Regions from separate parts of the Mus musculus genome. Here all the other regions are linked to region 2. A link is a loop called in an ENCODE intact Hi-C map of the cell type or tissue named here. Cell type or tissue: left cerebral cortex. All regions are shown on one strand. Region 1 overlaps Marchf4 (membrane associated ring-CH-type finger 4). Region 2 has its middle 7.1 kb from the start of Smarcal1. Region 3 overlaps Marchf4 (membrane associated ring-CH-type finger 4).

Region 1 (8,000 bases), 120 kb after region 2:
AACGATGGTAATGATGAGTTAGACAGAAAGACAAACAGACATTAGATTACACATCTGGGCCATTCGAAATACAGATACAATTATGCCTCTGCACATTAAGCGTGACCTTCTTTCTTCCTGCCAGCCCTCAAATCCTGTGGTTTGTTTACTATGCAGACCATGTTCGACTTCACAGAATTGGATGTTATTTAAATTCAATTATTGTGAGGTTAAGTTCTTCTCTCTAGTAGCAGTTGAGTGAATTTAGAAGCAGTTAGAGGGAATAGGTACATTTATCTTATACCAGTTAAATTATAGGGAGAGAAGCAGGGTAGGAATAAAATAATTACCAGGATAATGAATGTCACAGTTTGGAGGGCTTGGGTTCAACTGTCCACCTTTCTTGTCCCTTTTAACATCCGATTGTTTTGAGACAATGAACAGATAAACCAGGACATTTTCCATGAAGATGCCTGTAGATTAACTGTGTGAGGCTGCCCGATTCTGGGTGTTTCTGAGAGTAAGTGCGTGGTATGAGAATAGAAACAGAAATAATTTTGTAGGTTAATTGGATTTAGTGCCGATAACTGCAGCTTATTAGGGCTTTAGGTCTCTTCTTGGTAATAGATTTCTCTCCTCTTTAGATCAAGTTATCTCACAATTCATAATTTCTCTCCAATATCACTGGCACGCTGATGGTCCCTTGAAGCCAAGATTTGGCCTTAGATCTATTGATGAAAGCATAGTGTGTGTGGGAAGGGGGTGTGGATGGGTGGTGGAGCTAAAAGACTCTTCAGAAAACAGAGCTGTTCATACACTTTCTCATACAGTATGCACAAAATTCAGGATGGCTTGTCTGTGAACAATAATGGATTTTCAGGTCTTGGGGCATCTATGAGGTCATTATCCGCCCTTCCCTCATCCTTCACAGTTTGGCAAGAAGGCCATCATGATAAGTCATTTTTGTCCTGATCCTGATGCCACAATACATTGACTCCCACAGTCTGGAGAATGAGGAAATGATTGTCTACTGTCCTGATGGAATGAGACACTGAAATTTTCCAGGTTACCCTCACTTTTTTCTTCTATGCACTAGCTCTTTTGGGCATTGTCTCTTCCTGTCTCAGCCTTTCTCCACAAACTCAGAATATGGCCACCCAAACAACTGATCAACATCTTGGACCCACGATATTGTTTGTTGTGCTTATAGTTGTGTGTGTGCACATGTGCGCAGGAATGCATGCTTGTGTGTGATCTTATGCACAAGCTATTAATAATCCTCACTGTTAACTGGTCACAGAATATGAGGCTTTAAAGAGCGATGGAAAACAGGGCCTGACTTTTCTTGTCAGCTACAAGTTATCATACCATAGACACAACCTAAGTCAGGCACTGGAAGTCTCTACCTTCTTTAGCATCTTCATGCCCCTACACACACACACACACACACACACACACACACACACACACACACACACAAACCCTATGACCTAATTCTTGCCCTTATGCCTATCCGTCCCTGTCACAATGCAGAGTTCTGGCCTGGAGGGGAAATTCTGACTTTAAAGTTTAGAGCCTACAGGCCTTCATACCACAACAGCTCCAAGACTGGACTTTCCTTCACTAATTTTTTTAATTAGTGATTTCCTTTACTCCTTGGAGCAATCTTTAGTGGATTAGTCTGCGTATGAAAATCTTTGTCTCTTAACTCTTTTTCAACAAATGTCTCCTTCCCCACTAAGGTTGGAAACTTGAGAGTGGAGGGAAGAGGAACTGAGAGCCTATTTTGATCTGTCCCCAACCCCTAACCCCCACCACACAGACATCAATTAATATCATATAAGCATGACCTAGAACTGATTCTGGAGATGGAGATGAAAGAAAGAGTAATAGGGTGCATATGTGTCTATCCAGTGAGGGAGATACCAATGGGGATGCGGCAAGGCCATCTCTCCTATCAGGACTAAAAAATGAATAGTTTTAAAGACAGGCTGCTGTGGGTGGAAGAAGAGATGAAGTCAGCAATGCCTGTGTGGAAAGAGGGAGCTGGGTAAACATTTGGTAAATGGAACTGGTTTCAGAGCCCAACTCGTTCATCTTCATGAGCATGCAACAAAGTCTCTGAATGGGCACTTCATTTGTGAAGTGGGAATGGTAATCACTAACCTCACTGTGCTGAGGTGGCAGACGACATTACATCTACACACATGGTCTACAGACATGAAGAGAGAGATACAGAAAAAAAGAAAAAGAAAAGAAGGAAGGAAACTAATACTTGAAGGAGGTGGGAAGATGGTTTTAGTTTTGCTAAGCCCTATGGTAGTGATTCGTAACCTGTGGGTCGAGACCCTTTTGGCAAACCTGGATCTCCACAAATATTTATATTATTATTCATAACAGTAGCAAAATTACAGTTATGAAGTAGCAACAAAAATAAATTTTATGGGTAGTGATCACTACAGTATGAGGAACTGTATTAAAGAGCCACAGCTTTAGGAAGGTTGAGAGCCACTGCTCCATTGTAACCCTTACATATTAGCCTCCATTTTTTTTTTAAACTTTATCTGCATTTATTTTTTGCTGAACTTATTCCTGGGCCATGAGTTTTGTTTCTTCAGTTTCTTCTGGTATATCTTTTTCTTCTGTGCAGCCTCCTCTTCTGGCTTTGGAACGATCTGTTCCTTCTCAGTGAGGATCATCTCAATGTGGCAGGGGGAGCTCGTGTATGGGTTAATCCGGCCATGAGCTCTGTAGGTTCGTCGGCGCATCTTAGGTGTCTTATTCACCTGGATGTGTTCAATGACTAGAGAATCTACATCTAAATCCTTAAGTTCAGCGTTACTCTCAGCATTTTTAAGCATGTGCAGCAAAAATTCAGCACTCTTTTTTGGCCACCGACCCTGTGTCCAGCCCCACTGTTTGGCCTGGGCACAACTACCAACTCCACCATTATACCGCCGGAATGGCACACATTGCTTCTTTAAAGTGACATCCTTCAGATACTTGGTGGCTTTGCAGATATGCATACCCTTGATGGCCTGGGCAGTTTCTCGGGTGTTATTTTGTGGGGTTGTCTGGGTCAAGAGAGTAGCGAACCATCTTGGCAGGTGACCTCTGGCTGCTTACAGGAAGAGAGCTACTAGCCTCCATTTAAGTTGAGTGAGAACTAACTTACCCCCTTGCTCCCCTGCTTTGATATAACTTCTCTAAAGCTGTTTTGATATTTCATACCAATCTTGGCCCATTGGTACTTCTTTCTCCACCTTCAATATAAGCCCAACTTCTTTTATTTTCATATTTCACCTAAAAATGAAAAAAAAAGCAGAAAGTTTGCTAGACTCATAGATAATTATTTGTTCTCATCTAACTTGATCCATCAACATTAGACAAGGCTAATGGTTTCCCCTTCTTAGCATACTTTGTGTCCTTTCTTGGCTTTGGGAATGCTGTGTTCTCTTTCCTTCTTTTCTCAGTCTCTTATGCTGGTTCCCAACATTTTCTGGCCTCTAAACAAGGCCACTCACCAAGATCAGACCTTGTGCCTCTCCTTTTCTGGCACCCACTAACCACTTTGGTTATCTCATCACAGTAGCGGATTTAAACACCACCTCCCTGCGAATGATTCTCATGCTCCTGTCCTCTCCCAGCCCAGACACCAACGTAACGCATCTGCAGTGTTTGTTTGGCATTTCCACTTGATGGCTCATGGGCATCTCATGGATTGTCTCAAAAGTCAACACCCAGTCTTTAAACCTACTTTTTCTCAGTCTTTCTCAAGTCAACTGAAACCAACTCATCCATTCTTCCCAATGCTCAAGTCAAAGTCATCTGCTTTCCTGCTTTTCTCTCACACCACATCCAATCCACCAACCAACCTCAACATTTGTTTCTTCAAAAATACACCCAGAAACCAATAATTTCTTAGGTTTTGTATTGACTTACTCATCCTCCACTTGGATTATTTCAATGGCCTTCGGTCTCCAGATCCTATTTTATTTCCCCCTAGTCTGTCCACAGTAGAGAAAGAAGCCTGTGTGATCCTGTCATGCATAGTCAGATCAACACAGATGACACAGGTGAGTAAGAGGGCTTAGAGACTGAGTCTCTCTCTCTCTCTCTCTCTCTCTCTCTCTCTCTCTCTCTCTCTCTCTCTCTGCATTCAAGGCTACCCATCTCATGCATAAATGTCAGGCCCTTAAGATGCTCCATAAGCTCTTTCCTTATCTGTTTCCTCGCCTTTGATCCCAACTTTGACATCTTCTATTTCCCTTCCTCTCAGAACTCAATCTTAATATACCATTGTCTTTGGTTTTCCCCAAATATGTCAGTCACTTTTCTGCCTCAGAGCCTTTGCACTTACTCATCCTGCTCAGATTTCTTGATCCCATATATCTGCATGGTTTACTCCCATCTTAATTCAAATAACCCTCTTCAGAGGGCTCTCACAGCCATCGGCTATGGAATATACTTAGTTTCCTAGTTGCTGTGACAAAAATATGAGAATGTTACTTGATTCTAGATCCAGTCAAGTTGACAGCCACCACAGAGTTCCAGAGAATACAGTCTGTTATGGCAGAAATGACAGGGCCATGAGACCACGAAGCATCTGGTCACCCTGCAGCCAACAGCAGTAAGCAGAGAGAGAGAGAGAGAATGCAATGCTTGTCCTCAGCTTCTTTCTCCATCACTCTGGGTCCTGAGCTGTGGGATGCTGCCACCTACACTCAGAATGGGTCTTCCCTCAAGTTAAGCATTTCTGGAAACAACTTCACAAACACACTGAGAGGTGTGTTCCCATGGTGATTCTAAATGTAGTCAACGTGACAATGAAGATTACCCGTCACAGTCCTGTTTAGGATCTCAGTCCACATGTCCTCATTTACAGTCCTTTCCCATTCTATGCTTATTGTCTCCATAGCACATGCCAGCTTCGCTTAGGTATACACAATTTACTTGTTTATCTGATTTATTGTCTTTATCTACCAGAGAATGTTATGCCTACCACCTAGAAGAGACAACATAGTAAGTAAATATTGAATGGACAAAAGGGTGACTGAACACGGCTTCAGGTGGTTAACAAGTTGATCAAGGTCACACAGACTGTCAGAGCCTGAATAAAGCCAACACCGTCTAGGCTGAGAGCCAGGCTCTTGATCATCAAGAGTCTCAATAAAGGAAAATAACTATAAACTGTGCCCTAAGGCTGCTGTTTTATTGTATCCTTGTTTTGATCTCCCAGAACAGCAAACTCCAGCCCAGCATGGGGCTGTCTTTGCCACACGATGCTGTATATATTTCTTCCTGCTCTGTGACAGAAATGCCTGGTTATGAGTAAGTGGGGGGAAAAAAAGCAATCTTGGAGTTACCTGGCATTTCCATAGCAACTGGGTAACCTAAGGACTCTTGAAGCCAGATCTTCAGACTGAAAAAGGCAAAAAAAAAAAAAAAAAAAAAAAGCTAAAAAACAAACAAGAAAAATCTGTGAATGGAGAGATAACTGTAGCTACCAACTGACTCACTGGAACTCTTCATCCTCTTCTTGGTCCCTCCCACTGGGTTAGTCACAGCCACGGCTAGAAAATTACCTTGTCCCTGCCTGTAGCACCATCTCAACCCAGGAGACCCGTGTTCTTCTCTTATCTAGCATCTCTAAGGTAAAGGTTTCCTCAAACACTCCCAGTATCCTGTAGTAACCCAAGGACATTTCTGGACTGGGAATCTAGAATGCCGTGTACTGTCCCAAAACAACAAACTCTCATAGAATGTCCTTTAATCTTAACCTCTCTCTGTGACCTAGTTAACTATTTCTTAAGCCTCTTGCTTCTTTATTACCTATTCGACTTATCTTAGCATGACAGTAGGAAAGGAGAATTGCAATAAAAAATGAACACTTAAAGAAATGTGAGTTAAAACTGTCATTTGGCAAGAGGGCTTACTGGCGCTGGGGACTGTCAAGCACTTTGTATGCTTCATCGCATTTGATCTTTCTTTTGAGGAGGTAAGAGCTATCTGTACGTAGAAGAAACAGCATCCCAGAGGTTAGGGGCTTGCCTACATTTGCTTGGCTAGTAATGGCTGAAGAGACTATTCAAAACCAAAGTGCTTGATTTCTAAAATGCATGCTCTTAGCCACTCTCACAGACTCTGTCCCTTGAAAGCCAGAGAATTAGAGGAGATCCCTGTTTCTTCCTTGTCCTAAAACCCCGAGGTCACTGAAGAAGTCTCCGGTCCCTTGGCTTTTAGTGAGCCCCCTAGGATCTCTGGCATTTGCTGTACTCTGCAGATTAGTTTACTATAATCTGCACCAAAGGGTGGGGGCCTCAGGAGCTGGGCTTCCCCCACTCTGGGCCTGTATAGTTCAGTCCACACGTTTCCTGGGCATCACTGGTTTGCCTAGTTAATGGGGTATCAGTGAGCAGCATAAATCTCGGAGGATATGAAAATGATGTAGTACCAGACTGTGTGTAATGAAGCAGGGAGAGGAGACAGGGCTGCAGCTGGCAGTCATGGGAGATTTGGCTGCAGGGCTTGAGATGGGCTAGAAATATCCCTCCCTCCTCCAGGGAAGGAGAAAGGAAGAGATGCACGAACAAGGCATCAGTGTGGTGAGACCAGGGCACTGATACTGGTCAGAAAGCCCTGACTTCTCCCTTTCCTCATGTCACCGGCTGGCTCTGTGACACAGACTCTACATCACATCTTCTCTTGTATTAGGGGATGTTCATACTGGGAGCCTGGGGGAAGGGTGTCCATCTCAGTTTCCATATTACACCATTTAAACTTGTGTATGCATGGATATGTACATACAAGCATTTGATGGTGTGTGTGAGAAGCCCAAGCTTCTGTGCGAATGTTGAGGACCAAGCTTCAGCCCTTCACACTTACGCACCAAGCACTTTGCCAACGACACTGAGATCCTGCTCCGGCTCCCCCTCCCCGCAGCAAACCTCCTCATTTTTAGCTTTTAAGGAGTTTACTGTGAAGAACATCTTCATTGAATTTAACATGATCTTTTTTTTTTTTTTTTTTTTTTTTGCTGCCAGTTATTTCTGTTCTATTGTTCTTGAAGACACATGGGTATAATAAGATGGTATTTTACCCTAACCAGTAAAAGGACCGTGGCCCTCCTCCCGAGGTACATAAAAACATATCCTAGGCAATTGGCATAGCAGCACTAACAAGTTTAAAAGAGCTTCTTTGTGGATTTTTTTTTTAATCTAGTTTTTTTTTTTTCACCAGATCTACATTTTAAAGGAGTTTTAATACCCTGGTTACTAATATTCTCAGTGCTAGAATGGAGTCCCCATTCTGTCTATGGGTTGTCCAGTGTGGATGTTGGGGAATTAACAAGAGGCTTCAGGAGAAGCACCACAGCTCTGGCCTGTGGGCACTCAGACCAGGCCTGGCCAGGCCAGCTCCCTCTGTAGGTAGGTCTGTGACTCTCCAAGGGCTCTAGTGAAAGCTAATGGTCCCCATCCAGAGGCCAGGAGGAGAGCTCAGATCCTGGTAGGGGCTGTTGTCAGCCAGTAGCTCATCTGTGCCTTTTCTCTTTGCTGCTGCTTGAGAAACAAGGGTGCAGACTGCTGTCACTTGGTTTCATTGCCAGCGACCAGAAGTAATGTCTTTTACCTGATCAGCGACTTGACATGGCTGCTTAACAACCCGATTAATCAAACCTAGCTCATCCTGTTAGAATTAATGAGCCTAGGAAATGCTGCCATGAGTAATGAGGGCTTTGCCCCTCCCCCAGCACCTCTCTCCACTCACCCCCTCCCATTTCGGTCTCACAGCTACAGCCACTCAGTAACATTCGGAGTTAGAGTTTGCTGTACTGAGCGGCCAGCAGCATGCACAACTCCTGCCTGCTCTTCCCTGCTGGTCATCATAGACCCCAAGATAGGCTATGTCCTAGAGAGATAAAAACCTCTTGTTTATCAAACGGAGAAGCCCATGATTATCTGCCAAAGTCAGATTATTGTACTGTAGGCACTGTACTGGGTGCTAGAGATGCGAAGGTGTAT
Region 2 (8,000 bases):
CCCCATGGGCCTAAGGGGGGCATTTTTATTCAAACTACCATAGTGTGTGTGTGTGTGTGTGTGTGTGTGTGTGTGTGTGTGTGTGTGTGTTTAGGGCTATGTGAGTTCTGGGAACTGAACTTGGGTTCTCTGCCACAACAGTGTGCATGCGAAATAACCCACTATGCTATCTCTGAAGCCCAAGAGTTTAATCACAAGGGATGCAATGAAAGGGGGAGAAGGTGCAGGTGTTGGGGCGATCTGTGCAGCCCAGTGTCATTTTTAAAGGTCTAGTATTCCTTAGCTCTTGCCGTACAGCTTTTAGAATGGCCTTGAACTTGCTGTTGTACCTTTGAAATGTCCTCCACAGGTTGTTGTTCCGAGTGCTCACTGATGCTGATATTTTGAGAAGCCATGGAACTTCTAGGAGGTGGGACCTGGCTGGCAGGAGCGGGTCACTAAGGGAAGCATTTGAAGTTTATAGGAGGCTCCCTGTATGCGGTTCCGGTCATGTTCTCTCTGCATCCTGGTCTACTGTGATGTGAGCATCCTCTCTAAGTGTTCTTTCTGGCCATCATGAACTGAGCTGCTGTGACACACTCTTCCCTCCCACCCTCTGAAGCCATGATCCAAAATAAACCTTCCCTCCCTGAAGTCGTTCCCCATGACTTAAAAGCAAGGCAACTGTTGTGTTTTATAAAATGGCGGAGTGTGTGTGTGTGGGGGGGGGGGGGGGAGAGCAGGAAGGGGCGGAGGGGAGGGGCCAAGGTGTCCGTCCCCCTGAACAATCAAGCCATGGGAAGCCATAGGACAGGCCTAATATAAAAGCAAGTTTATTGGTGAGAAGGGAAGAGGGGCAGAGGAAGAGAGGGAGGAGGGAAGAAAGAGGGGAAGAAGAGGCTGACAGGGACACAGGGGAGAGAAGAAAGAGAGAAAGGGGGAGGGAGAGAAGAAGGGAGGAAGGGGGAGAGAGGAGAGAGAGGAGAGAGAGAGGAGAGAGAGAGAGAGAGAGAGAGAGAGAGAGAGAGAGAGAGAGAGAGAGAGAGAGAGAATAGATGGAGAGTCCTTTTTGTAAATGAGCCAGGCTCCTACGTGGCTGTTGCTAGGTAACTGTTGGGCGGAGCCTTGAAAAAGAAAAAAAAACAAAACCCTGCTAAGAGCAACCGTTCAGGAGAGTGCAGGCTAGCAATTTAACCTAGGGCCTCATACTTGCTAGGTAAGTACACTACCACTGAGCTTCCCGACTCCTGTACTCTCTACTTTTGATTCTGCTTCCCTTATGAATTACCCTTAGCTTTCCTGTTCTTTCTTTGGGAGCCAAGATTTATTAATTACTTCCTTCATCGCTATGACAAGATGCCTAACAAGAGCAGGGAAGGGAAGCAGGAACAAGGGAAGCAGGGTTTACTGTGCCTGGCAGTTGAGGTGCGGTCCATCTCGGTGGGAAAGTGTGGTTGCAAGAGCTTGAGGCCGCGGGTCACATCGCATCCGCAGTCAGGAAACAGCACGGTGGCGAATGCTGATGCCCAGGCCACTTTTTTCTTATTCAGTCCGCGATCAGTGCTTAGAACGGTGCTGCCCACATTTAGGGCGAGTCTTCCCACTTCACTTAACCGAATATAGAAACTCCCCCACAGACTTGCCCTGCGATTTGTTTCCATGGTGATTCTGAATCCCATCAAGTCGTCAATCAAGAGTAACTGTTACAGAAGGAGAGGAGCATAAATCAACCAAACTCAGCCTGGTGTTTATATCCAGAGATCAATGGCTCCTAACTCTCAGGTCAGCCTTCTTCCCTCCCTTCTGTCCGATGTCCCTTCCTTCCTTCATCTCTTCCTCCCTGTTTTCCCTTCTCTGACTGCTTAACTGTATGCTTACTGTGAGAAATAGGCACAATACTGCATTAATCACAAAGGGATCCAAAGTCATGAGTTTGTCATTCTGAGGCTTAACCCAAGACCTTTAAGATTCTACATCCTCTTGGGTTGCCCCTAAGGGGCAAAGGCTTTGTCCAAGTTACGTTATTTCCACTCTGTAACTCTTAATTTTCCCCCTGTGTACTTCAGGGACCTGAAAACAAAGTAGAGGGGTTTCTAGAGAATCTCTGTAATTTTCATTTCTTGACCCAGAAAGTGAAATCAGGAGGGACCTTCGAGGATATTCGTCTCCTCTCTTAGGAGTAAAGAAACAGAAGCCCTGGACCTGATTAACCCGGCCAGAGACAGGTGCCTTAGCAGGCCTCTTCTTAGGCCTTAATTAGATGTACAAATGGTCACTGCATGCATTCCCTTGCCTAATGGCCTGTGTCTGGACACCTAAACCAGATTAAAGTCTCCCTGGGGAGCTTCCTGCTGCTGATGGAAACGCTGGGCTTCCCTCTCCGTCCTTCTCTCTCAGATGCCCTAGAACAGGGCCTGACAGTCTTTGGGGAGGATTTTTTGACAGCCGCCTCAAGGGCACAACACCACTCAGGTTAATTACACCGAGAGCGTGAGAGCGCTGCGGTGAGATCCGGGAGCAGATGCGAGGCTTTGGGTCTTTAAAGAGGCTGCTCCTTCCCAGTGTGTTGCGGGCTGAGAAGGAATGCATTTGCATATCCAAAGCACAGAGGAGCACTGTGAAGGTTTATAAGGCACGAAATTCACCTTCCTTAGCGGTTGTTCGGTTCTGATGGACTTAATTACTGACTCCGGCAGTTCTGCTCCTCTTTGCCTCCCCAAGACCCCTCCCCCAAACTCTAAAAGTTAGGACCTGTTTGCTTCAAGCTCCGTACAGCGCTCATTCCAGGGGCCGTCGTGAGGCCCTGCCTCGTGTCTTCATCACTCAGTTTGGGCTTCCTAGCTGGTATTACTTCACAGGCAGTCCTCCCTCTCGAATCTGGCACTTTTTTTTTCCCCTGGGAAGACGTCGCACATCTTTTGCCGAAAGCATCCCCTCGACACCCTGCTCCAAATTTCTTCTGGCAAAATGTCACTTCTTCTCGTCCTCCAATATTGCCACTCTCCTTTTTTTTTTTTCAAAGTCCTTTCATTCATTTCTTCACTTGAAGAAAACTCAAGGGCTACACAATGGGTGAAGGCATCCAGACTGTTAGTCAGAGACACTTCATAAAATTCAAGGTCTAGTGAAGGAGGCAGGGCAGAAAGAAAAGAGAGGAGGAGACTAAAGACTTCAACCGATGAAGGACCTTCAACAAGCCAGAGAAAGAGGACAGAGGGGACCAGTTCAAGAGCGGTCTGGGAAAGGCAGCATGGACCCCCAAAGGTGGAAAGCAGACAACCACTAGGCCCCAGAAGCAAGCTGCTGCCTGACTCTTCCTGGGGAGATGCGAACAAACCTGTACTCACCTAAAACAGGGCAAAGACCAAAAGAGCGAGGCATACTTTACAGGAACGTGAGGGGATTCCTAAGGATCTGCATTAGCCAAAGGCCTCGTTCCACAGGGGCTGTTTGACTTCTCCAAAGCTGACTAGATGGAGCCCTCCCTTCCCCTAGCCTTCTACTTCCTACTTGGTCTAGTCTCTCTAGGCAGCAAGTGCAGCTGGGACAGGGTGTAGGAAGGAGTGGCTGAACAAGTACCCAGGCTGGCACGGAGGCTGCCACGGAAGGCGGTGGTATGAGAGGGGATCAACATGGAGGGGCTAGAGAAAAAGAGGATAGGTGACTGGGGCCCTGCAGGTCATAACAAAAGTCTGGATGTTAGTTCTGAGAACAGGGGAAGCCACCCAAAAGATTCCTACTGGAATGCCGTGATATATGAGTCTGTGGAAGACACTTTCTCTGGAGAATAAAGGTAGGTAAGTGTCCACAGGAAGACTTGGAGGGACGTTAACAAGTCTGGGGAAGAGATGATAGGGACTGGGCTAGATGTCCAGATTGGAAGGCTGGGGTGACGTACGTACTTAATGTTTTCTTCTCCTCAGAGCATGATCTCACAGGCTAATACAAAGCCAAGTTATCAAGGAAGAGGTCTGTTCGGGCTCATGGTTCTGGGGGCTGCATCTAATGATGCCCTTCTGATTGCTAGAGTACTGAGGTGACAGAGACTAGAGAGCCCTGTAGGCTATGCTCAGGGTGGGCAGACTTCCTCCTTGGTGACAGGCAAGGGACCAAGAGCAACTCAGATCAAATAGCTTTTACAGTAGACCTGCCCTCTGGTAACCTGTTAGCCCATCAATCTCCTGCATGGGTGAATCCACTCAGGAGGGGAAGCCCTATTCACCTCCTAACAGTCCCGTACCTCTTGACATCTCATAATGGGCACTGAATGGGAGACTGGAGCACCACTGTTCCACTCCAGCACATCTGACCCCGTGCCTGGATCCTGCAGCGGTGGACCCTCGCTGCAGACCGCTGTCCTCCAAGCACATAGCTCTCCCAGGGGTGAGAGGCACGAAATTGACTTCAGAAGTTGAGGTGGCGTGCTGAACTTTCTTACGGATTGTTCTTAATCCTAACAATTGGTAGTCATTTACAGGATTGTAAATCAGAAGAGAAAAATGATGGCTTTCTCATGGCTATTCAGGGAAAACGAAGACATACGAAGGCAGATAACGTGTTTAAGCATAGAGAGAATACCGGGGCCTAAACTAGATCACAGATATCTGGGTTCCTGCTGCTAACCTCGTATGCTGCTCTGTCGATGATACAACAGGTGTGAGCCACCAGTGTTTGATAGTATTTTATCCATTATTTCTACAAGAAATGTCCTAGTTTGTTTCTGCTGTGAGTTCAAAATGTAACGTTAGAAGTCGTTGGCCAATTACAATGTTCCTGAAGACCACAAGGGGGCAGATAACAGGCCATGAATCCTCACCTGGGTCCTTCCCTTCCCCCATCTCCAGAACTTCTCTCCAGGTCCCTTTTTTCTACATTCTTTGTTTCATTTTACATTTCTACATTTCCATTTATTAACTTCTTTTTTTTTTTATTGGTTCACCCACATCCACATTTGACCTGGCCATAGCATAGAAAAGTGTTTCTCAACCTTCCTAATGCTGTGACCCTTTAACACAGTTCCTCACATTGTGGTGACCCCCAACTATAAAAGTATTTTCGTTACTAGTTCATAACTGAATTTTGCTACTCTTATAAACCTTAATGTAAATATTTTTAGAGATAGAGGTTTGTCAAAAGGGGTCATGACCCCAGAGGTTGAGAAGCTCTGGCACAGACTAAAGCTTATTTTAAATGATTTGCTCCTGGCTTTGAGCTCAACTCCTTTTGCTGCTGTTTGAGATGAGGCATCGCTGGGATTAAAGCCTTGAGCCACCACGCTGGCTTTGAGCTCAGCTCTTAACAGATATAAACAAGAGCCCGGTATGTTGAGGAATTTCAAGAGCAAGAAAGATTTAGGAGACTCGGGACCTGCACCCTGCAACCGCTCTGACCTCTTCTAAGCACCACCCAAAACGTGGGATTCTATGGCTCTTGGGGAGAAGGTGACTCCTTCTTTCTGACTCCAGCATTTCATATTTCTCCCTGTCAGAAGGTCCTGCTTAGTGCCCACGACCTTGAAAGATAAGAAGGAATTTGACATCCAAAAGCAATAGGAAGAATAGTGGTTATACAAGAATATTTAATCTGATAAAAACACAAATGTAGAGGAAACTTGCTTAATTGAATGAATAATGTATAAGACATTATTATTATTATTATTATTATTATTATTATTGTGGGCAAGCTCAGATTTGTTTTGTCAAAAAAAAAAAATCCTTGGGGGAAGCTACTAGGGGCAGCTAGAAGCAGCAGGCTCAGACGTAAGGAGGGTAACGGTGTTGTAACGCTGCTCTCTGCAGCAAATAGAACAGCTCACATCTGCCCTTGATGGAGCCACTCAGGCTAATTCGGGAAGGAATGGTTCCATTCATCATGAATGTAAATTATCCTAATAGAGCAGTTAAGAGCAGAAATGCTTTCTAGGTAGCTTACAGGAAGGGACCTCCCACTCCTGGATGCAGTAATAGGAAACCGCTGGCTCTCAGCTCCATTTGGGAAAGAGTGTTAGCGCCCGTCTGATCACTTCCTTGGTCCTCAGCCCTGGCTTCCAGGAAATCAGCCCCCTCTTAGCCTTCAGCTTGATAGTATTTGAGTTTTCATTTTATTCTTCTTCTGTAGGCTTCAGAAAAAAAACAAAAGGTAGGCTTATTCTTTCTTAACCCTATGTGTATAACAAGGACACATCTTTCAGAAAATTACCCAAAGCCTTGAGATTTCTGGCACCAGTTTCTATTTTGGGATTATGGAAGTAAGCACCCACATACCACTAGCCTCCTCCCGCTTGTGTAGGCTATTCCACACTTTTCTCAGTACCCTCACCGACTGGTCCACACTCCTCTATTTGTACATAAGTGAAAGTATTGTCTCAAAAAAAAAATCCTCAAAGAATGATGGACAAACTGCTCTAAGGATTTAGTGAGGAGCTCTGATCATGGGTGCACAGGGACTTTGGACCAAGTTTAAGCTGATGAAATAGTATCTTAGTTAGACCTCGAAAGATAAGATAAGGGATTTGACATCCAAAAGCAATAGGGAGAATGGTGGTTATACAAGAATATTTAAGCCGGGCGGTGGTGGTGGCGGCGGTGCACGCCTTTAATCCCAGAACTTGGGAGGCAGAGGCAGGTGGATTTCTGAGTTCAAGACCAGCCTGGTCTACAAAGTGAGTTCCAGGACAGTCAGGGCTATACAGAGAAACCCTGTCTCGAGAAACAAACAAACAAACAAACAAAAAGAATATTTAATCTGATAACAGCACAAATGTAGAGGAAACTTGCTTAATTGAATAAAATAATATATGAAACATTATTATTATTTATTATGATTATTATATAGCACTACGGATGAACCCAGAGCTGCATCCTAAGCAAGCACTCTATTCCTGAGCTTCACCTTTCATTGGCGAGCTTACTGCTTACCTGAGATTGATTGGCTGGCAGGATGTTTTCCTCTACGACATGATCTTTGGTACCCTATGAACAAGGCTGCATAAGTGAAGGAGAACAGGACAAGTGTCTTGATGAAATGTGACGGAGTTCGGTGTCTGTGACATGAGAGAGAGACCACCAGCCTCCATATGAACACAACCAGTCCCTCAGGAGCCACCTCAAACTGCATCTCCAGCTAGCATCCCATCACTAGTGTATCCTAATTACACCGGAGGCTTCGTGAATATGCCTCAGTATGATCATTTCCGCAATGTGGATTTTAGTCACAGAGACTGATAAATTGCAGCTGCTCAGAAGAAATGTGGAGCTTATCAAATAGTGTCATTTGATTATAACTATAGATATTGATAACACAATGAGCAAGGGTTCTCTAAATGCATCTCCCACCATCACCCCATATACTGGGTGTTATATCACACAATCAAAATGGTTCAAAGGCTATCTGAAAACTCCCCAAGGTCGGATGGGCCATATAGGAACTGAATGCAAAGCCATAACAAAGTTGATACCTTGATCTCTGGAATTAAAAAGGCCTGTGGCTGAGTGAGCTTCCAGACAAAGTCAGGCTCCAGAAAAGAGTCAGTTTCCTAAGGCTACAATTCATCAGTTGTGCAGAGGGCCTGGCATGTACAGGGTGGCCATCATCTTAGCATCTGACACCTCTTTATCCAACTTCTCTCCTCCCCAACCCCCAGTCTAGATTTCCCTGGGCCTCTCGGCCTCACCCAAGCAATGTGTGCTGTTTGTGTGATCAGCAAGTCGTTTAGGGAAAAGCCTTTTAATTAAGAGGAGAGCAACAAATTATTAAATCAGAGCCGTTTATTACCCTGCCATCTGGCCAGAACTCTTTCTGGCCCCCTTCTTTCCTAAGCCTTCACGGGCATAGAAAAACAATGACAGAGCAGAAACAGGTGCCTGCCTGGACTTAGAAAGGATCATGTAGCCTTTGCTGGAAGCAAAGTGAGGGTTCTAAGAAGACCTTTTAGTGTCTAACCTTCTCAGAGATTGCTCTAATACCTGTAACATGGAGATGCTAGTGTCTACCTGGAAGCTCTGTGATGCCTCCCAGAGGTA
Region 3 (8,000 bases), 100 kb after region 2:
TGAAATGGCAAGTCCAGGAGATAAATTGAGACAGACAAGGAAAGCCATGACAGCTGAAGAATATTAGAGTAGGCAAGACCTGGTGGCTTTGCCACTGGCCAGACAGAATTTTTGGACAAGATACGCCAATGAAGTAACTGAGACCTTTGGCTCTATCTCTAGGTAAGTTGCAGACACCCACAATCTAAACTTTACAACAAGTCTTATTTCAAGTAGCAACCTGCGTGTCTGATGCTATGGGACAGAGAAGCTCTGATGGGGGCAAAGTCTTTTTTTGGTTGTCTCTTATGGTTTCTGGTCCACATGGCCACTCACAGTTGAGGTATTACACAATCTGAAGGGTCTCACTCACATAACCTACAAGTACCCAGTACCCCCAGACTTGCACTATGTATAACCCACATGGATGTACGTGGTCCTGTCTGGGCAGTAAAGCTCCCTGTTGTGGCCTGAGGTCTAGTCCTTAGCCTTTCTTTAGCCTCTTCCAACACTGTTCGCTACCCTTCCTTCCTCCCTCCTCCTCCTCCTCCTCCTCCTCCTCCTCTTCCTCTTCCTCCTCCTTCTCTCTCTCTGTCTCTCTCTCTCTGTCTGTCTCTGTCTCTGTCTCTGTCTCTCTCTCTCTCTCTCTCTCTCTCTCTCTCTCTCTCTCTCTCTCTCCCTCCTCTATTTACACTGGCTGTCTTCTAATCCCCTGTCTCCTAGGATAGATTAAAGATGCCTCTTCCTCCGATAGACAGGTCAACATTCCCTCTTCTCAGATCTAGTCGAGTTTCATGATCACTTGAGCAGTAGCATGAAGTACAAATGGCACTGTAATGATTTTCTGGTTTCTTAGAACACAATCCTTGTGAGCACTGAGTCACTATGTCCTGGGTGCAGCTACTGTAGATAGCACAGGACAGTCACGTGAGTGCCAAGGCCTCAGCTGCCCCCAGTCTTCCTGCCATCCTTCTTAAGACACCAGGTGTAGGAGCCGAGTCAGCTTGAATTTTCCAGGTCAGCTCACCTGTCAACTGGATACTACCCAGTGACCTCAGTCAATGCCCCAAGGAGCAGGTGCCCACATGTCTAACCTACAGGATTATGAGATGAATGTGGTTTTTAGCCACTGAAATTCAGAAGAGTTGTTAGGATCTAGAGGGATGGCTCAGTTAATCAAATACTCGCCACTCAAGCATTAGAACTTGAGTTCAGATCCCCATGCTCATGTAAAAAGCTGGGCATGGGACATATGCCTATAACCCCAGGGTGTGATTGCATCACAAGCATCTATTCCTCCTACTGTATAGTAGCAGGGACCATAATACCCCAGGCACATAACTGGTACCTGGCACACAGTATACACTAAGTCCTTCAAGAATGAATGGATGAGGGGTCGCATGCATGATGCATGCCTGCATGCATGGGCACACGGTCCTAGCCTTTCAACCTGTTATAGAATAGTGTCACCCCAGAGACTGCTCTGTGTGCTTGGAGGGGCCAAGCGATGGGGATCTAGAAGCCGCCCACCTTCATACACAAAGCAGGTTTCTTTATTTGTGTCATACGCTGATAGTCTTTCATAAGATTCACAAAAAGTAAACTGGTTGTGCTTCATTGAAAAGACAACTTCTCCTGACTAAACAATCCAGGCCCGGTCTGCACTCCCCTCTCTGTGCCTAGGCAAACTGCTGGGGGCAGTAGGAAGAGCAGGGTTAGGCTGGGGCTCCTAAGAGGCAGCTGCTTGCTCCCCTATTCCAGGGTGGGGTTGAATCCTGTTCATACTGGCAGTCACTCATGAGAGAGAGAGAGAGAGAGAGAGAGAGAGAGAGAGAGAGAGAGAGAAAACAGAAGGTAGGCAAGAGCAAAGTGAAATTATTTATAGATGTCAGAGGTGTGTGTGAAGCCAATAAACACAACATATTTTTGAATGAAGCCAGGATTTTCAAGTAAGGGATGGGGGGAAGCCACCAACTATTAACACGTAGAGACTAGCTTTCAGCTCTCATCTGTCTTGTAGCTGCTGCATGGCACTGGGCAGATGACCCCGCGTCTCCCCTCAGTTCATTATCTATGAAATGGGGATAATGAGACCCACCTCTCAGCAGAGCAGTCAATTGAGTACATGCAGCAGTGACTAATGGGCCCTGGCTATTATGCAGTAGACATCTTCACGTTGTGTTTAGAAACGTTCATACAAGATTTAAGTAAATGGCTAAGGCTGTCCTCAGTAAAAGTTACAACTTACTAAAAATCTGACAGATTACAACCACTTTACAAAATTCATATCAGCAAACCATCACATCAAAAAATATTAAACATATGAGAATAACAAGGCAACAGAACAAAGTATTCAATGACCAAGCTGAAAATAGTGTATTTAATGTTGTTCCAAAAACAGTACGAGGGGGCTGTAGAGATAACTCTGTGGTTAAGAGCACCGACTGCTCTTCCAGGGTACCTGGGTTCAGTTCTCAGCACCCACATGGTGGCTCATAACTGTCTGTAATGCCAATTCAACACCCTCACACAGACATACATGCAGGCAAAACATTGATGCACATAAAATAAAAACAATGTTTAAAAAAACAGATGGACTTATCCAATCTATTAATACTATTTTGCTAATAAAGTGAAACGGTATGAATTTATCTCAATGAAAAGTTTTAGGAAACATGGAAACAGTTAGTTCTCTGCTCCTTTGTTTTCCTATTGAGTTTTCTTAGTGAATCTTTTAGTGACCCGTAAGCTCCTCAGCTTGGTCCTTTTGTGAGATGTCCCCTCATCTCCTCTCCCTTTTCTCTGTTCTTCTTGCCCCAGGTATTTTTCTTTGAGGCTTAGAGTAAGTACAGGATGATGCTCATGAATAGGACTTTGTCCCAGAGGGCAGATGTAGGACAGCTGGTCTGAGAAATTGTTGCAGAAGAGATGGAAAGGGAGCACTTTTGGTAAAAGAGGAATGTGGTGCAGTTCGGTAGATGTGTTGGGATATTCCAGTAAGAATGGAGAGATGTTCACATAATGAGAGCCATGGTGAGAGATTTTCTTAGGGATCTGTACTGTATTAATCCTCTGTATGGTTCGGACACGAGGGACAGGGATAAATGGAAGGAGGTGGCTGGCAATGCCATTCATCCCTGGATTGACCGTGCATGGATGACCTTATGCCCATATCCTTTCTATCCTAATGTATACAGTCTTAAGAGTATAAAGATACCTGTGTCATTTGATCATCTTCAAGTTTTTAATACCTCCATGTCACACTTTACAGATAGCCCTTGCTACAGATTGCCTCTTGCAATCCACTGTCAGTCCATCCTTCCAGAAAGCACTGGATAGCTGGAACTAAAGTGTTTTCAGTGCAATGGGTATCCTTGTAAGGCTCCTGACCACTAAGTGACTAGTTAATGATTATGAATGCATGCATGAGATAGATGTGTGTATACTGAGCTCAGTACTTGTGTGGAGTCCATAGGTGTTTTTACTGTCCTAGGGACTGAGACAGAATTAATTGTTGGAGATTTACAGAATGCAGACAAAGATCGAATAAAAACAAAAATACTGGCCATACCTCATATACATCTTTAGAGTAACACCCCTCCATTGCTAGAGGATGGTGTGGGCGAGAACTAGGGAGAGAAAGAACCAACCACTCTTAATAGGAACTTTGCCTCCATCTCTCTGCAGGTCTTCTCTTCTGGGGGGATGTAGGTATCAAGTTTACAAGTCTAGAATCTCCTTCAATAACCTCTTACTCCAGGCGATCATATTCAGGCTAAGAAACCTCCTGAGAACCTGATTTGTATTTACAGTAGAGAGGCTCCTTTTCAATATCTACAGAGCTTATGTTCCTACATCAAGGGAGCTTAGTCTAGGACCTTACACAGCAGAGAAGCCAAACAAAAGATGAGGTGCTTGCTTAGCGACCCTGGGCATGAACAAGTGAATCAGGTGTTCTGAAAAGGGATTTGGATTGAGCATTAGAAATACACTGGAAAGGCATCTTTGCACTCTGGGGAACCAGCATTCTCCCCAGTACCCGGAACCTCTCTCCCCTCCCTCTCTAGGTTGTTTCCTCCCTCTTCTCCCCCTCCCTCTCTCCATTGCTATGCTATAGTTACACAACACTAAACGCTTCTCTCTAAGCCCCTATTTCAGTATTCTAGGATGGGTACAAGTGGTTGCTGGTGCCATCTCCAGGTGGCCTCCCGAGCTGCCCAGCAATGCGCTCACTTCAACCACAAGTACCCCTGCTTCTCTGGCTTTGGCCTAGTTTATCTGCAAGCAAATCCTGGAGTCTGGTATCAGGTCGCTTTTCATCTGTGACTCTGTTATATAACTTATAGATTCTTAAAAAGTCAAAAACTGCCAGAGACTAGTAGAGATGATTAACCTAACATCCCCTTTTAACCAATAAATAAACAGCAACTCAAGAAAGAGAAATGGTCTTACCTCTGTGGCAGTTAGAAAGCCAAGCATTTGTCCATGGTTCTATATGAGCTACCTAGCTTGTTGCTGTAACCAAAGACAAGAAGCAACATAAGGGAAGAAATGTTTGTCTAAAGGGGTTATAGTTCATCTAGGCAGGGAAGCCATGGGGATAAGAACATAAGGCAGTTGGCCACATCATGTCCACAGTCAGGAGGTAGAGATGAATGCTCGTAACCAGTGTGCCTTCTCCTTTGTATCCAGTCTGACTCCTGGATGATGCTGCCCACTTTCAAAGTGGGTCTTCCCTCTTCACTTAAACCTTTTAGGAAACACCCTCAGCCTCACTCAGAGATGCGTATCCATGGTGATTCTAAATCCAGCCAAGCTAACAATGAAGACAAACTATCACATGCGCCAAGAAGGTCTTCATCCCTCATGTCATCTGGGAGGTGACCCCTGTGGGCATCAGCACTCTTGAGGCCTCCCTTAATGTTACCATCCATAGCCTTACTCCTAGCTAAGTATCACAGGCATTTTATTTCAGTGCCTCAGACAGCAGGAAGGATTCAGGCTCTTTACAGACACACTCTCCCTAAACCTATTACCGAATGAGCAAGTATCAGAAAATTCATTCCTTGAAGTGGTAAGCTGATTTGTGCAGCACATGACTTCTTTTGCTGTTGTTTGTTTCAAAAGTCATTTATTTATTATTCAGTGGGTCAATAACAATAGAGTTATGAAATATCTAGCATGATCGCAGTTTCCTTGGCATTTGAGAAAACTGATACCAGAGGTAGTTGTGCCTGAGCTGGGAAAGTGACTCCATTATCCTGCAGACTTTCTGCAAATATTTATGGGGTTTATTTTTTATTTATTTATTTATTATTTATTTATTTATTTATTTTTATAACCAGGCTGCAGTTTCCTCTCCCTCCTCTTCTCCCAGTCCCTCCCCCCACCATCTGGAAAAGGGCAGGATCCCTACTGATATCAACCAGCCATGGCATATCAAGTTACAGTAAGACTAGGCACTTCCTCTCCTATTAAGGCTGGATAAGGCAGCCCAGTAGGAGGAAAGGGTTCCCAAGGCAGGCAACAGAGTCAGAGACAGCTCTTGCTCCCACTGTTAGGAGTCCCACAAGAAGACCAAGCTACACAACTGTAACATATAGCACATGACTTCTTTAAGTGGACATTCTGCTCATTTCCTTAGCACAGGTGGTCTTCAGGAGCCAAAGCACTGAACTGTGATCCAAGGACCCTATTTAGAAGAGGAGGAGGAGCCAGATCTTTGCCTTCTTCCCATCTCCTTCCTCTGTCTTCAGGAGTATGAGGGGGCATGTGTGTGCATGCAAGTGTGTAGAAGCCAGAGGATGACATCACGTGTCTTCCTTTACTGTTCTTCGTGTTATTTTCTGATAGAGTCTCTCGCCAAACCCAGAGCCCCGGTTTGGCTATAACAGCTGTCTACTAAGCCCCCAGGCTTTTCCTGTCTCCATCTCTGCCCAGTGCTGGGGTTAGAGGCATGCCTCTCTGTGCCTGGCTTTTATGTGTGTACTGAGGATACAAACACATGTAAAGTTATCAAGTCAAGATCTCACTATGTGGCCCAGACTGGCCTCGAACTTATCATTCTCCTGTCTCAGCTTTTCAATTGCGGGAATTACAGGTGTATGACACCAATTCTAACTTGGAAGATGTTGATTCTAATACCAAACAGACTCTTTGGTTTACATAGGATAAGACTCAATGTCTTCTTCTCTGGGCTTTTCCTAGAGGCCACGGACTTGCCTCTGTTTCTGTGGGGGTGGAAGTTGGCACCGCTACAGAGGCTGCTCTGCTTGGTCAAATCTTTTATTCTGACGGTTCTATTTTAATTCCTACATTCCAAGCTTGTACCAAAGCTATGTCTTAGTCCTCATGAAGAATGAATGGGGACAAGGACATTGAGAGGGAAATGGAACTCAGCTGTGCTTCCGTCCCTTTCCTTTCTTTCTGCTCCCCCTTTTTTGGGTTTCAAATTAGAAGCTTGTCTTTATAAGTTATTAAATGTCATTTCTATTGTCCCCTTGAAGGAATTGCTCTCCTTCCTAACTGAATTTATGGCAAAATTTCAATAAAAATCTGAGAATAAAAGTCCAAATGCACAATAAACATAAAACTGCTTAGTAGTTATAAATGACGGTTCATTGCTTTGAGTTTTAAAGTGTTAATAAATTAAGGTTTCCTGGAAAATTCTGAATTTTAATCTCATTAAAAAGGGTCTTTTGGAAGTATCATCTGTATTTTTAATGGCTCCGCCTTAGTTTTTTACCAGAGGTTCACTACAGCACTAGGTGAGGAGATTACAGATGAGTTAGTCATTAGTCCTGTCTCCTCTTACCTATACTCCCTTGAAGTAACTGTGAACCACAGTTGAGTTTCTGCTCTTCCCTGAGCACTTTACATCTCATCATTCTCTACAGTTTGATTGGATAAGTACCACTGTTACTCTCATTCCACTGGTGAGGAGAAAAAGCACAAAGGCACTAACCAACTTGCCTCCCTGTCCCCGAGAGCCATATACACCATTGAATATTCACGCTAGAAAGCATGGATTGCCTTGCTCCCCGTGCACACAGGCATTGGCCTTCACTTGTCATCCTCTATTACACGTGTTCTGGGAATTGTAATAACAGAGAGAATACACGCATCACTCAGTGCAAGTTTCCCCCAATCGATATCGCATTCATTTATTCCAGTGAGAAAATATTAATGTCTCTCTGAGACAGTCGTGCTGGGCCACTGCTTCTAATCGTAGAAACACACAAATGAGCACATATATCATGCCAGCACACAGGCATGTGTGCACACAGGCATGCTAGCACACGTACATGCTAGCACACATCATGCCAGCACACAGGCATGTGTGCACACATGCATGCTAGCACACATACATGCTAGCATACATCATGCCAGCACACAGGTATGTGTGCACACAGGCATGCTAGCACACATACATGCTAGCACACAGGCATGTGTGCACACATGCATGCTAGCACACATACATGCTAGCACACATCATGTTAGCACACAGGCATGTGTATACACATGCATGCTAGCACACATACATGCTAGCACACATCATGCCAGCACACAGGCATGTGTACACACATGCATGCTAGCACACATACATGCTGGCACACATTATGCTACCACACAGGCATATGAGTACACAGGCATGCAGGCACATATACATGCTAGCACACAGGCATGTGCACACACACTTGGAGGCAAATCTTGTGTTTGTAGAGCTCTCTGAAGGAGGAGACTAGGTACACTAGTTACAGTTGCTGTGTATCCTTTCTCTCAGGGGAAGTCAGAAGCACAGAGCAGAGAATGAGAAGGTTTACAAGCTTGGCACTCTGGCAACGAGCACCATGAGAAGGTCCTTCACCCTGGCTATAGTCCAGGAACTGTTGTACTATTGCAATCAAGATGACCTCCAAGTGAGGCAGGTGCTCAATACCGTGTACCTCCTTTGGGCCTCCCTTCAAAGCTTCTCTCACCTGCTTTGGGGGTGAGGACCAACCCCTCTCTGTACCTCCTGC

The links. Hi-C counts contacts between places; a loop is a spot of excess contacts. Peaks named below come from ENCODE experiments on the same cell type or tissue, not always from the same donor. Only the 100,000 strongest peaks of a DNase experiment are listed, where the experiment ranks them.
Region 1: it touches region 2 in a loop (2.0-fold over the local background); 5 of 42 quality-filtered maps call a loop at or near these places.
Region 3: a loop joins it to region 2, with 2.3 times the contacts of the local background. A loop is called at or near these places in 2 of 42 quality-filtered maps.

Annotation. Positions count from the first base shown.
Region 1 is chr1:72,454,577-72,462,576 of GRCm38, reverse strand. All of the region lies in intron 1 of Marchf4 (membrane associated ring-CH-type finger 4), which reads left to right. It also overlaps the pseudogene Gm15843. Among named protein-coding and RNA genes, the nearest start is that of Gm39661, 46 kb to the right of the region's middle. In left cerebral cortex, CTCF peaks have their summits at 4,719 and 7,440; DNase peaks (open chromatin) are centred at 4,747, 5,228, 5,540 and 6,446; H3K27ac peaks cover 340 bases.
Region 2 is chr1:72,572,113-72,580,112 of GRCm38, reverse strand. It overlaps a transcript of Smarcal1 not described here. Among named protein-coding and RNA genes, the nearest start is that of Smarcal1, 7.1 kb to the left of the region's middle. In left cerebral cortex, a CTCF peak has its summit at 4,766 (motif pointing right); DNase peaks (open chromatin) are centred at 2,444, 2,465, 4,750, 6,171 and 3 more places; H3K4me3 peaks cover 435 bases; H3K27ac peaks cover 1,571 bases.
Region 3 is chr1:72,468,675-72,476,674 of GRCm38, reverse strand. All of the region lies in intron 1 of Marchf4 (membrane associated ring-CH-type finger 4), which reads left to right. Among named protein-coding and RNA genes, the nearest start is that of Gm39661, 60 kb to the right of the region's middle. In left cerebral cortex, no CTCF peak of the experiment used is centred here; DNase peaks (open chromatin) are centred at 4,253 and 4,729.